2 separate regions of the Homo sapiens genome follow, and region 1 is linked to region 2. A link is an interaction called in ENCODE POLR2A ChIA-PET data of the cell type or tissue named here. Cell type or tissue: MCF 10A. All regions are shown on one strand. Each heading gives the region's core, and the rest is flanking DNA. Links, peaks and the distances in the headings are about the cores only.

What was found. ChIA-PET counts read pairs that join two places held together with the same protein. Peaks named below come from ENCODE experiments on the same cell type or tissue, not always from the same donor. Only the 100,000 strongest peaks of a DNase experiment are listed, where the experiment ranks them.
Region 1: POLR2A ChIA-PET joins it to region 2 with 7 read pairs; 2 of 35 experiments call an interaction of 5 or more read pairs at or near these places.

The regions. Positions count from the first base shown.
Region 1 is chr1:206,462,078-206,468,075 of GRCh38, forward strand. It overlaps SRGAP2 (SLIT-ROBO Rho GTPase activating protein 2), which reads left to right. Exons shown (of 23, transcript NM_015326.5): 23 at 1-2,359. Among named protein-coding and RNA genes, the nearest start is that of IKBKE, 5.4 kb to the right of the region's middle. RefSeq lists enhancers at 3,938-4,157, 4,909-5,770, 5,771-5,998. In MCF 10A, for the core only: no CTCF peak of the experiment used is centred there; a DNase peak (open chromatin) is centred at 2,774.
Region 2 is chr1:206,698,048-206,704,045 of GRCh38, forward strand. The region is part of intron 1 of MAPKAPK2 (MAPK activated protein kinase 2); the gene reads left to right. Among named protein-coding and RNA genes, the nearest start is that of MAPKAPK2, 16 kb to the left of the region's middle. RefSeq lists an enhancer at 5,768-5,998. In MCF 10A, for the core only: no CTCF peak of the experiment used is centred there; DNase peaks (open chromatin) are centred at 1,804 and 2,674.

The DNA.
Region 1 (5,998 bases), core at 657-5,656, 240 kb before region 2:
TGAAATCTCTCCATCATATGAAACATAACGGGATGGGACAATCCCGTAACCTGTTTGGGGTTGGGGGCTTTCTCTCTGTGTTCTTTCCATTGATGTGAATTGGTCATTGGTGTTTGCTCTTGCCTCTCCTCCATCCCCTAGAAGTACACCCCCGTCTTATTAAGGAGCTTTTAAAGTTTTTCTGAATGTATAGACATTTCTCGGGTTCCTACCTTTGTCTCTGATGGACCATTTTCCATTTAAGACATTTTCCTGTATAAGACAGTTTTATAGCTGGTTCCTTTTAGGGTAAAGAGTCTTAAGAGAGTTTTATTGTGTCTATGGCAGGTTTGGGAAAGGTAAGAAATGGGTCCTTTTTCCTCCTAATGTTTTTGGCACTTAAAACATAAAATTCATTATCCTATTAAAAAATTAAATTCAGCTTTGCTAATCCAGAAATTGTTCCCAAATGAAAACTTGTTTTAAGTCCACCCCTTAGTTTCCTTATTTTACAAGGTCTCTCTTCAGGGACCAACAGGGGCTTAGAGAGCCTTAGTTAGATTAAAGGGAGACCCTACCTCTTAAAACCAGTTTTCATTTATGCAAACAAGGACAATTAAGGGAACCCTGACCCCACAGGCTCTCAAGTCTTCCCAAGGCCAGAATCGAAAGAAAATTAAAATTTGAATGCTGAATATTCTGGCTCTACTCTGGCCTTTTTTCTGGTTCCCTTCCAAAATGCACAAATCATACCCTTGTCTGCTCCAATTCAGTCTCCAAACCTGGTGCCTGTGCTCCTGGCCCCCCTAGCATCATGCTATCCCAGGAGTATCAGGACCAGACACATCCACAGCCAGGCTCATGGGTCTCAGACAGCAACTTGAGTTAAAGCTGAAACTCATCCTTCTTCTCTGTGTTTTCTGGTTTAAAAGCTGCACTTATATTTTAGCCTTATTATTTTCTGTAGTTCCGGAGAGATGGTGGGTTGCCATTCTGGTAGGAAAATCTGAGTTTTCTTATCTTTGACCTAGAAGAGATTCTTTTTGGACCAACCTGCGAAATTGGTAGTTAGGTCTATGGAAAGTGGTAGGATTTTTTTTTTTTTAATCCTGTGCAAAGGAAAAGAGGTGCTTTGTGGGAAATCACTAATGAGAAGGCTAACCTGCAGCACCAGAGAAACCTTTCCAAGTGCTAGGCAGGAGAACTGAAGAACTCTTTCAGTGAAGTGAGTCAGCCTAGAAGAGGCAACCCACAGTCTTGATTTTTGTTGCTGTTTCCTGACCTGTTCTTGCCTGTCACCTGGGCCTACACAGGTCCCAAGCCAACGGGGCTTTCATACCCAAGGATCTGTTTCCTTGCTGAAAATGAAACCCTATCTTTCACTTTACATTCCTTTCAATCCAACTGATCAAAACTGGTACCCACACTTGCCCTTTCTCCCTCTCTCCAGCACACTCCCCTCTAAGAAAGTAAAAGCAAAGCTTTCTTAATGGCAACACTTTGGGCCTGTTCTGTTGCTCCTGCCTTATTTCTCTTTCAACCCTGTACATGACTCGTGTTCACCATCCCCTTGATCAGTGTCCATCCGCGCTAATTTGCATCATGAACTGAACAGTGTGTGAGTGGTCACCTACTAAACCCAGCTCTGGGGGCAGAGCTGTCTTCCCCATCTCTGGTGCTCCTAACACCTGTGAGATGGTCCTGTCGAGAGGACTAGGAACCGATAGGAGGAGAGTCCTTCTCGGCAGAGCTCACTGCAAACAACTGGAATTGAGGTTGCACACTGTGATTTTTACACCGAAAAGCCAAAAGGAGCTGGCCATCCAGGGCCTAGGGAGACCAGCCTTCCTCAGCTATGCTTGCCGAAACCAGCATGATGCTTCAAAGAGCCCTGCTCCACCCCTCATGGCATGGATCCTTTTCCTGGTGTGGACTCTGAAGGGTCAGTCTTCGGGGAAGAGAGGTGGGGTGGGGCTACTAGCATCCCAATTTAGAAAATAGAGGAGTTTGTAGCCAGCAGCCTGTAAACTGGAAACACTGGTCTCAGCCAACCTCCTCAGGGCGCCCTGGCTTCTCCCCAAGGAGATGAGGAGCGGTGATGCCAGCACCGGGATGCGCAGAGCACTGGAAGGGCTGGTGCAGATCTACTTCCCATGCAGAAGAGAAGTCACATCTTCCAGGGAATCGCAATGTTGTGGCGTCTGACTTGTATGTCACATTTGTGTAAAATGGTATATTCTTTAAAATAGTGTTGATAACTGGAATATTGTATGTATGCTTGGAGATGCTTTGTGTGAACCTAAGACTGTCACTCAACAGATGTTGGATTGGGGAAAATCCAAAGCACAACTTCAAAATAAAATACATTTTTAGGTTTCGATGCTGCAGTTCATATCCCTTCTCTCCTCTCTGAAATCTCTGATTCAGGACTCCAGCTGCCCAGGAGGGATTTTGATTCGTCTGTGCTAACAGAGCCCTGCCTGGCAACAGAGAGAGCAACGAGATGACCTTACAGCCAGCCACCTTCTCCCTCCCCACCAAGGCACAGCACACTTGCATTTAGAATGGGAGGTTTTTCCCCCAGCATTTCCATTTAGCCTGTGTGTGGATTCTCATAGGTTTTGTAGAGAGTCTTCCCGCTCACCATTGGACTGCCTGTTGCCATGAGAACCGTTTCCTTCACAGAATCCACCTTCCTTGTTTTCAATAAGGACTGTTCTCATTTCTATCTCTAGTCAGATTTCCTCACTTCAGGGAGTGGGGCCTAAGAAGTTGCTTAGAAACTTGGCAAGCTACAACCAAGGGTGACTAGAGATTCTCTTTCTTCCACAACCAAAGCCCTGAGTCATTCTGCCCTTGACAGCCCTCTGCCTCTGGGAGAAAAGCTGACCAATATGCTTGTGCTGTTGGTGGGAGTGGGGGATACAGGTGATGTTTTCTCTCCTACAGATTGTGAGTCTAGCAGAGCTTAAGTTCAAGGGTGAAGTTATTTCAAGGTAACAACTTCAAACAAATCCTAGAGCCCCTAGGGCCAACACTTATTTTTAACAGGCTTGTTCTAATAAAAGATGCCCCTGGGGATGGATCACATCTCTCCAAGTGGGTACCCTATGTTCAGTGGTAATGCAAGGAATCCTACCCCCAGCTCTAGACAGAACACTTTACAACCCCTTCTTAGGTTTATCATCCCTATCCGTTATTCATATATCTTCTATTCAGCTCTGCTATGCCCTTCCAGCCTACTGTCTCTTCCCTTCCCCTGTTTTCATGGAACAGCTACATCTTGAGCTTCTCTTGCTGGGCCCTTGGCCTTGGGTAAGTCAAGGCCAAGGCTGCTGTGCCACTCTGTGGTAGGAATGAGTTCTCCCTGACTGCAGGGAGAATGGGGATGGCCAGGAGCACCCCATAATAGCTGCGACATGGAGCCAGTTTGTAGGCTGTGAGCAGGGGACCAAAGAGCCCCTTTTCAGAGGGTCCTGAGGCAAAGGCAGGCTATGCTTTTTAGGTCCTCTTTATCCATATATGGTTCTTTTTATCTCATATGTCCTGATGGGGGCTGGATGGAAACTAGTGGCAATGAACACTGTCAAAACACAAGTCCATTCCTTCCAGATAGAAACCAAAAATGGAGACCAGATGTATGTGAATTTAGGAAACAGTCTTTTAAGACTATCTAACCTAAATGTTTATATCAAACTTGTCCAACCCACAGCCCAGGATGGCTTTGAATGTGGCCCAACACAAATTCATAAACTTTCTTAAAATATTGAGTTTTTTTGCAATTTTTTTTTAGTTCATCAGCTATCATTAGTGTTAGTGTATTTTATGTGTGGCCCAAGACAATTCTTCCAATGTGGCCCAGAGAAGCCAAAAGATTGGAATCCCCTGATTTATATTCATAGGTATATGACGTTTCCTTTTACTCAGGAGTTAGCAACCTTGGCATATTATATATACTAAAGACAGTCATTTAGTCAATCAACATTAAGCTTCTCTCTGTACAAGCACTGTCATATGGTACTGAACAGAAAAAAAAAAAGAGCTAATGGAGCTTTCTAATGAGGAAGGACAGATAAAGAAGCAAAATGAGTATTACCCTGAAAATGAAACTAATAAGATAGGAGTTGTTCAGGAAATGAAGTATTCTGCTTGATCTGGCAAGGCTGATATGACTGGTAGACATCTAAGTGGAAATATCAGGTAGACCCTTGGATGTATGAATTTGGAGTTCTGGGGGTAGATAATACCTGAAAACGTATTAGGAGCTATTACATTATAGATGTATTCAAACAGAGATTCCCAGGAAGAGCGTGGAGATGGAAAAAAGAGAAGGTCCCGATCATTAGAAATGCAGCAGAGGGGGAGGGCGCAGTGGCTCACACCTATAATCCAGCACTTTGGGAGTCCAAGGCGGTGGATCACCTGAGGTCGAGAATTCGGTACCAGCCTGACCAACATGGAGAAACCCCGCCTCTACTAAAAATACAAAAAAAAAAAAAAGTATCTGGGCGTGGTGGCACATGCATGTAATCCCAGCTACTCAGGAGGTTGAGGCAGGAGAATCGCTTGAACTCGGGAGGTGGAGGTTGCAGTGAGCCAAGATCACGCCATTGCCCCCCAGCCTGGGCAACAAGAGTGAAACTGTCTCAAAAAAAAGAAAGAAAAGAAAAAAAAAAAGAAATGCATCAGAGGAAGGGGGCCAGCAAAGAAGGCAGAATGAGCAAGTGGCAATGAGGTAGATGGCTGGGAAAGCACAGGGTCACAGACAGCAGGAGAGGACAATGCTTCAACAAAGCAGGGAATCTGCTGTTGAATGCCAATGGGGTAAGGTGAGGGTGGCATAGAAAGGGAATCATTGGACAAGAGCATTTTCAGCAGAGGGGGAATGAGTCCAACTGGAGTGGGTTAGGTGGCAAATGGGAAGGGAAGAGGCAGTAACTTGACAACTCGTTGAATGGGGAGCATCGAGAGACAAGGGTAAGATGGGCAGTGCAGAGGTGCATTTGTTGGTGGGGTGGGCAGGATGCAGTAGAACGGGAAGAATGTGCAGGAGAGGAGAGGGTGAGCTGCAGGGTACAAGCGGGAGGGTTGGCCATGGCCACTAGAAGAGGCTCAAGAAGAGGCACTTCCTGCTGTCGCGTGGGAGGGAAGGCAGGTGAGTACAGACACAGGGCAGGCAGTGGATGTGGGGGAGGAAATGAGGGGGTTCCCTTCTGATTGCTTCTTTTATCTAAGCGAAGTTTAAGGCAAGGTCCTTAGCTGACAGTGTAGGAGGGAACAGTGCAGAGGAGGTTTGAAGAGTGAAGACAATGAGAGAAACACTTGCTTTTCCTCGAAGAGAGACGACGCTGGCACCGGCGCCGATTTCCTTCAGTGGCCTGGATGCTGCCTCACAGCTTGTCCCACTGCTTGGGGCCATAGCAGCAAGATTGGCTGCAGTGTTTGTCCCTCCTTCTGCACCCAAAGCTCCTAGCCAGAGCTGACCCCTGAAGGTGACAAAGAGCTGGGCTCTGAGACCTCGTCCCTCAGCCCTTTGCCCTTGTGACTGAGCACAGCAAAAACGTATGGCCTGGCAATGCCCCCCAGCCTCTTCCATATGCACCCCAACCAGCACCCGAGTCCTTTCCCCTCCCCTTTAAGGCACTGGGCCGGCGAGTCAGTTGTGAAAAACTGGCTCAGGCCCCTTAGAGGTGGAAAAAGAAATTAATATCTTTTCAGAGCAGACCAGGTGCCAGGAGCTTCATCTCATTTTACTTTCAAACCAGCCCTATGAGAAACGTCGAGTGACGTGCTAGGGTCATCCACAGTAGGTGGTAAAATCTGAACTCAAACCTCCATGGCAATGGAGCTAGCCCCTGCCCTTCTTACTATACTTTCAGCCTCTTTGTAGAAGTCACATGAGATTTTCTTTCTGACAGCTGCTGTCAAGGGCCGCCCTCTTCCACCTCTGGTCCTTGCACTACCCTTGGATTGCCACTTCTATTTCTAGGACTCCTCAGAGCCACTTGGGAACACGTGG
Region 2 (5,998 bases), core at 694-5,693:
GCCTGGGTCCCAGGGAGCCTCGGGGACTAAGAGCCATCATCTCTGTCCTCAGTTTCTGCAGGACAGTGTTACTTCACCTTTTTCCTGGCTGCAGTGTTTTTATTCATTCAGCCAATGTTTATAAATGTTTATTGTTCTCCATGCCTGCCTCCTGTCTTCCCTGCTGACTGGCCATCAGGAGGCCCAGATGGCAGGATTAGCTTGGAATGGCAGAACAGTCAAGGGTCATCCTCTTGGGTTTAGACCCCTTTAATACCTCTGCTATATGAGATGAGAAGAATTTAGAACATTGATCCTTCCAGCAGCTTAGACTAGACCCCTGCCTTTCTAAGCAGGATTTGCCTGTGGGTACCTTCTATACCCTTGAGATCCAAAGCAACTTACTACTCAAGAAAATTAATTAGCAATGCCAAGAGTGACTTGTACAGCTCCCCTAAGGATAGCTCAAAACAGCAGATAGACTTTGATACAATATAACAAATTTCTATTATTCAGATCACTGTAGGAAACTTAGCAACTCTGTGAAGGTTTCCCAGATTAATAACAAGTCTTTATTGAGCAGATACTATGTATCAGGCATTGTGTTAGGTGTTTTACTTACATTCTTGTTAATCCTTAAAATAACCCTTTTACTGCAAAGTGAAAGTCCCCATTTTACAGAAGAAACATGTTCATGTACAGAATAATTCCTTAGCAATTATTTATTGAGCACCTACTAAGTGCTAAGCATTATCTTGGGCTCTGGATATACATCAGTATATAAAACAGACAAAAAAGCTATTTGGGGGGTGGGAAGGGGGACCAGGTAGAGGAATAGCAAGTGCAAAGGCAAAAGCCTGAGGCTTATTAATAAGTGTGTCTAACTCTAAAACCTAGGCTCCCTCCAGCTCACAGTATTGCCTCTCTAATGGTCCTTTGTGACTCCATTATAATTGGGTACTTAGATGACCTAGCAATTTTAAGTTTATCCAATATTTATGGGATACTTATTTTGTGCAAATTGCTACGATGAGATGAATAAGTTGTAGGCCCTGCCTTTGGAAACATACAGTTTAGAGGAACGAACACCCGTGTGTATAAAAATGAATGAAAGAGGACTTCCTCTCAAAATCCAGATCTTACCATTTCTTGCATTTTTGTCATTTGACCCTTGTAGGCCAGATGGTGTGGTTCCTCGTTTTGTATCTGAAGGAAGAGTTTCAGGGAGTGGGTGGGGGTAAGTGTCTGGGCACCAGGGTGGCCAATAAAGGATGCAGAGACACATGATGGGCTCTTCAAGGTGGGAGGAAGTAGAGGGTGGGATCACTGCCTGGCATGGGCAGAGGATACTTCATGGACATATACCTGTGACACAGCCAGGGGAGGGTGCAGATGAAAATACGTCCAGTGGGATGGTTTCTAAGGAGAAGTGTGAGGGACTCCACTGGGGCTCCGTATTTTGTCTGGCTGAGGAGGGAGAGATGCTGCCTCTCCAGGAATCTGGTAATAGGCAATGCTTGAGATTGGTGTGAACCAACGCATCACATAGAGCCAGGAGAAGTCACGAAGGAGGCAAGAAAAAGAAATGGCTGGGCTAAAGCTGTGGCAGAGCCCTTTTTATCCTCCTTTGGGCCCTCATATGGCTTCTCTTTTGGTCTGAAGAATCTCATCCTTCTTGAGTTTAGCCTTCTAGGTGAAGGAGTGGGCAGACTGCATGCAGGGAGACAGGGAGGCCGTGTTTGTGTCCTTCAGCTCAGGAGCTGAGAGAACAGAGGTCAGGGCTTGGGATGGAGCTGACCGTTAGTGCAGATGGGAAAGTGAAGCAATGGGTCGGGTCTGTTTGTTCCTGAGCATGTCCTGTGACAAAGGAAGTTGCAACATGTCTGTCTGTCTTTCTCTCTCTTTTTCTTTTCTCCTTTCTTTTCGTTTCTTTCTCTCTCTCTCTCTTCTTTTTTTCTCTTTCTTTCTTCTTCTTACTTTTTTTTTTTTTTTTTTTAAATAAAGAAAGAAGCAGGTAAAACCATCTTCCAGAAAATGCCAGAAAGAATATCTGGTCTGTGATGGGTGGTTCTTGCCCCTCCCGCTGCAATGCTTTTCCTGTGTAGTTTTTCTTTTGTCCTTCCTTTCCCATCCACACTTTCCACTCTCCTTTCCTCTGAGAGGTTGTGTCTCTGCAGCAGGCCAGCTATGTCTCCAAAGGGAAGTAGTCAGTGCTTGGACTGAGGGAACCTTGAGAGAGAATCCTCTCCTTTGTCCTCCAGGTGAGAGAGCTGTTGCATCCACTCACACCTGGAAGGTTGCTGGTCTCCTCTCGCTGGACACTGAGAGCTGTTTAAATTTGACAGGTGGTTCCTGATTCCCACCTGGCATTTTTTGCTGCTGCACAGGTCTGTGTTGTGTCTTAGAAGGCTGAGGGAATACTTACTTCTCAACTCAGATAACCACCTTGTTGGTAGGTTCAGTGTGTGTCTGTGTCAAGGCAGATGCTGGGAAAAAAGGGCCCAGAATGTGAGTGGGAGGTAGAAATCAAGGCTAGAAGACCACACATGTTAATCTGGAGTACTTGGTCAGGTTTGATTTTGGCCTGTGTGCTATAGCTGGGCAAGAAGCCAGTTGTGTTTGGAAATGTACAGATGATCTATTTTCCTGATGAAACCTTTTGAGGTCTGGAATAAACATAGCTTGCTTTCTCTCTTTCCCTCTTTTGAGATTCAATTTCTCTCCCTTGGACTTCTATACCCTAGTAGAGCCAAAAGTTCCAGTACAAACCAGTTTTGAGACTCCAGCATTAGTCAACTAAGGGATGTTGTAGGTCATCCCTGAGAACGAGGGCTGCTTGCTCTGGGGAAGCTGGGAAATGGCACCAGGTGTCAGGCCCTACTGCCCAGGATGGGATGACAGCTGCTGGTGTTAATTACGTTTCTGGGCAGAACAGGGTAAAGTCCTTGGGGGTGAGAGTTTTTGTTTAGGCACTGTGTTCCCTGTACCTGTTGCCTCTGGTACAGCTGCTGCAGAGCCCCTCCTTGCCTGCAGTCTTCTTTGAATTTAATCTCCCTGTGATCCAGTGCATCTCTTCAGACTGGAGGTGAGCCCAGAGGAGTGGTGGAGGGAGTGGGGCCAGAATTTACTTGTTTGCCTGGATCCCACTGAGAATACAGAAGCTCTCTTTCACGAGAAGCTGTGCTGGCCTCTGTGGTACCCACTGGCCATATGTGACTATTAAAATTGAAATTAAGTGTTAATAACATTTAAAATTCAGTTCCTCAGTAGTGCCAGCCACATTTTAAGTGCTCAGTGGTTAGCTAGTGGCCACGGTTTTATGTGGCACAGATAGAGAACATTTTATCATCACAGAATAGTCTCTTAGACAATGCAAGATTCTGAGATAATTTTTCTAATCCTGGTAGACACTTAGCTGGAAGGGGATTTGAGGAAGGGTACAGGGAGAGGTTTTGAAGCCCAGGTGAGAGGGCAAGTAGAAGGTATTCATTTAGAAAAGGATCTTAAAAAGTATTTAGTTTGTAGGGCCAGGTGCAGTGGCTCATACCTATAATCCCAGCAGTTCATGAGGCTGAGGCAGGCAAATTGCTTGAGCCCAGGAGTTCGAGACCAGCCTGAGCAACATGGGGAAACACTGTCTCTACAAAAAATACAAAAATTAGCCTGGCGTGGTGGCGTACACACATGGTTCGATCTACTCAGGAGGCTGAGGTGGGAGGATCACTTGAGCCTGGGAGGCCAAGGCTGCAGAGAGCCGTTATTGCACTGCACTCCAACCTGGGCAACAGAATGAGACCCTGTCTCTAAAAAAAAAAAAAAAAAAAAAAAAAGAGGAGTTCACCTTGTTGAGGACTACATCCTAAGAGATGGTCACCTGGCCCAGTGGCTCCCAAACCAGGATGATTGTTAGACTCACTTGTGGGTAGCATTTCAAGATACAGATTCCTGGGCACCACTCTTTGTGTCTAGTTGAATCCAAGACTCTTCAGAGGAGGTAACCTGGAATGTGCATTTTTAATGTGCTCCCCAAGTGATAATTATCTGGGTTTGGCAACCACCAACCTATCATACCTGTGCTTAAATTCTTCCAATGGTAAGGAGCTTATCCCTTTTCAAGAAAACCTTACCATTAAGGAAAAATTCGCTGTTGTTAAAGTTCTATGTTTTTCGAATCTTGAGATTTGGTTCTTTGAGGTCATGAAATCCTTTGGTGCTCATTGCATCTTTAGAGCCTCGCAGAACCGTCATCTTCATCCTTGCACTCAGTCTTCAGCAGATATTTGAGGGCAGCTGTGGTGTGGTCCCTGCCACTCCAAGTCATGGCATGCGTCAGAGTGCTTGATCTGCCAAGGGCTCTAGGGAGATGCAGAGATGCAACATCATTCCAGGATCCTTCCAATTGTCAGGCCTTGCTGAGAGCCAGAGGAAAGGTCTGAATCTCAGTGGAGCCCTACAGGGACAGCCCAAGGGCCATCCAGCCGGTGAGGGCCATGTGTGTGTCTGCCTCTCTGCATCCTGCTCCGTAGGGAAGAGTCCCTGCTTCTTTGCATGTTAGCACTTGTTAACACCGACCTGGTTTTCTTCAGAGACATTGAGAGATTCAGCCATCCATTCCCGGTAATGACAGATGTCATTTCTGTTTAGAGACCTTCAGTAGCCTCCCTTCACTTCCAGTGTAAAATTCAAACTCCTGAACGTGGCATTCAAGCAAGCTGGTTTGTCCTGCCTTCCACACTTTGCCTTCCAGGAGAGCACTCCTTCCCGCTCTGCCTTGCATTTATCTGCTTCCACATCTTCTCTTGGATCTTACATTTGCTTATCTTCAGTTTTTTCTGGTAGAACTGTATTTATCCTTCAAGGCTCATAATAGATTTTACCCCCTTACTCCCCTGCCCAATTCCAGGCAGAACTGCCTCCCTCCTCTGCCCTAGTGAGGGTTCATTCTGCCTGCATGACTGCTATGCACTCAAATTACAGCCCCCTGCCAGGCCCTCCCTGCTAGACCAAGCTCCTTGCGGACAAGAACTATGTCTTACTTGGCTTGATATCCCCAAGTGCAAGCAAGCACCAGTGCTGGAGCCTCCTTTTCCTGCATTGGCATTCTTACCCTCAGTGGCCCAGAGCTCATCAGCTCCAATGAGAAAAGTGCTACTTAGCAGCTGATAATTAACAGACAGGACGTGAGGTTTGGCTACTTCAGAGGCAAAACTGGTATTTAAACAATAAGGTTTTTAAAAATCAAGCATTAAAGTGTCAGCTTCAGAAGCAGCTACTTCCAAACATAATCCTGCCCAGTTAGAGAAGACAAATGGAATAATGAGTGGAACCAAAGATTTCTCTCTAGCCTTGAGAAGAGTTCAGGGGAAAGAGGCCTGGGTGGCGTATTGGCAGGAGATTGGAAAAGGGGCCTTCATATTTCTTTTCTCTGGAATGGGGCTGGGGCTGCTTGGAGAGCAGGTGGGAGGTGCTTCCTTAGAAAGGGCTGTCTGTGTTCTCTTCCATTCCCAATTTCTATAGATTGGACTAGTTTTGCCAAGTGAGCAAGCAAGAAAAATTGGGAAACAGAGGGTAGGCATCAACCCTGGCATTTATCCTAAGGTGATGCAGCACACACTTGTATTCAGCGATAGAGACTTTTCCGTAATGCCTGGTAATATCTCATTGTATTTTCTTTTGATGCTCCTGGGGGCAGGAGGGGAGAGCTGACATCAGAGCCTCCTCCCTTCTAGATCACAACCAGAGCATGAGGAATTCCCCAGCCCCTTGAGGTACCCAGACACTAACCACAATCTCCATCTCTGCTGAAGGCGTTGTAAGAAACATGCAGGCCAGGAACAGTCAGTGGCTTCAGAGCAGGGGCAGCCTGCTAAAGAGGCAGAGGCTTCTTGTGAGGGCGGGGAGCTTGAGAGTGCCCTGCACCCCATCCTGGGGGAGGTGAGCATCTGCTTCTGGGTTCAGCTGCCTGCGGAAGTCAGTGGGAGACACCCTTTCAGGGTCTGCTTCATTATGAATGAAGCAA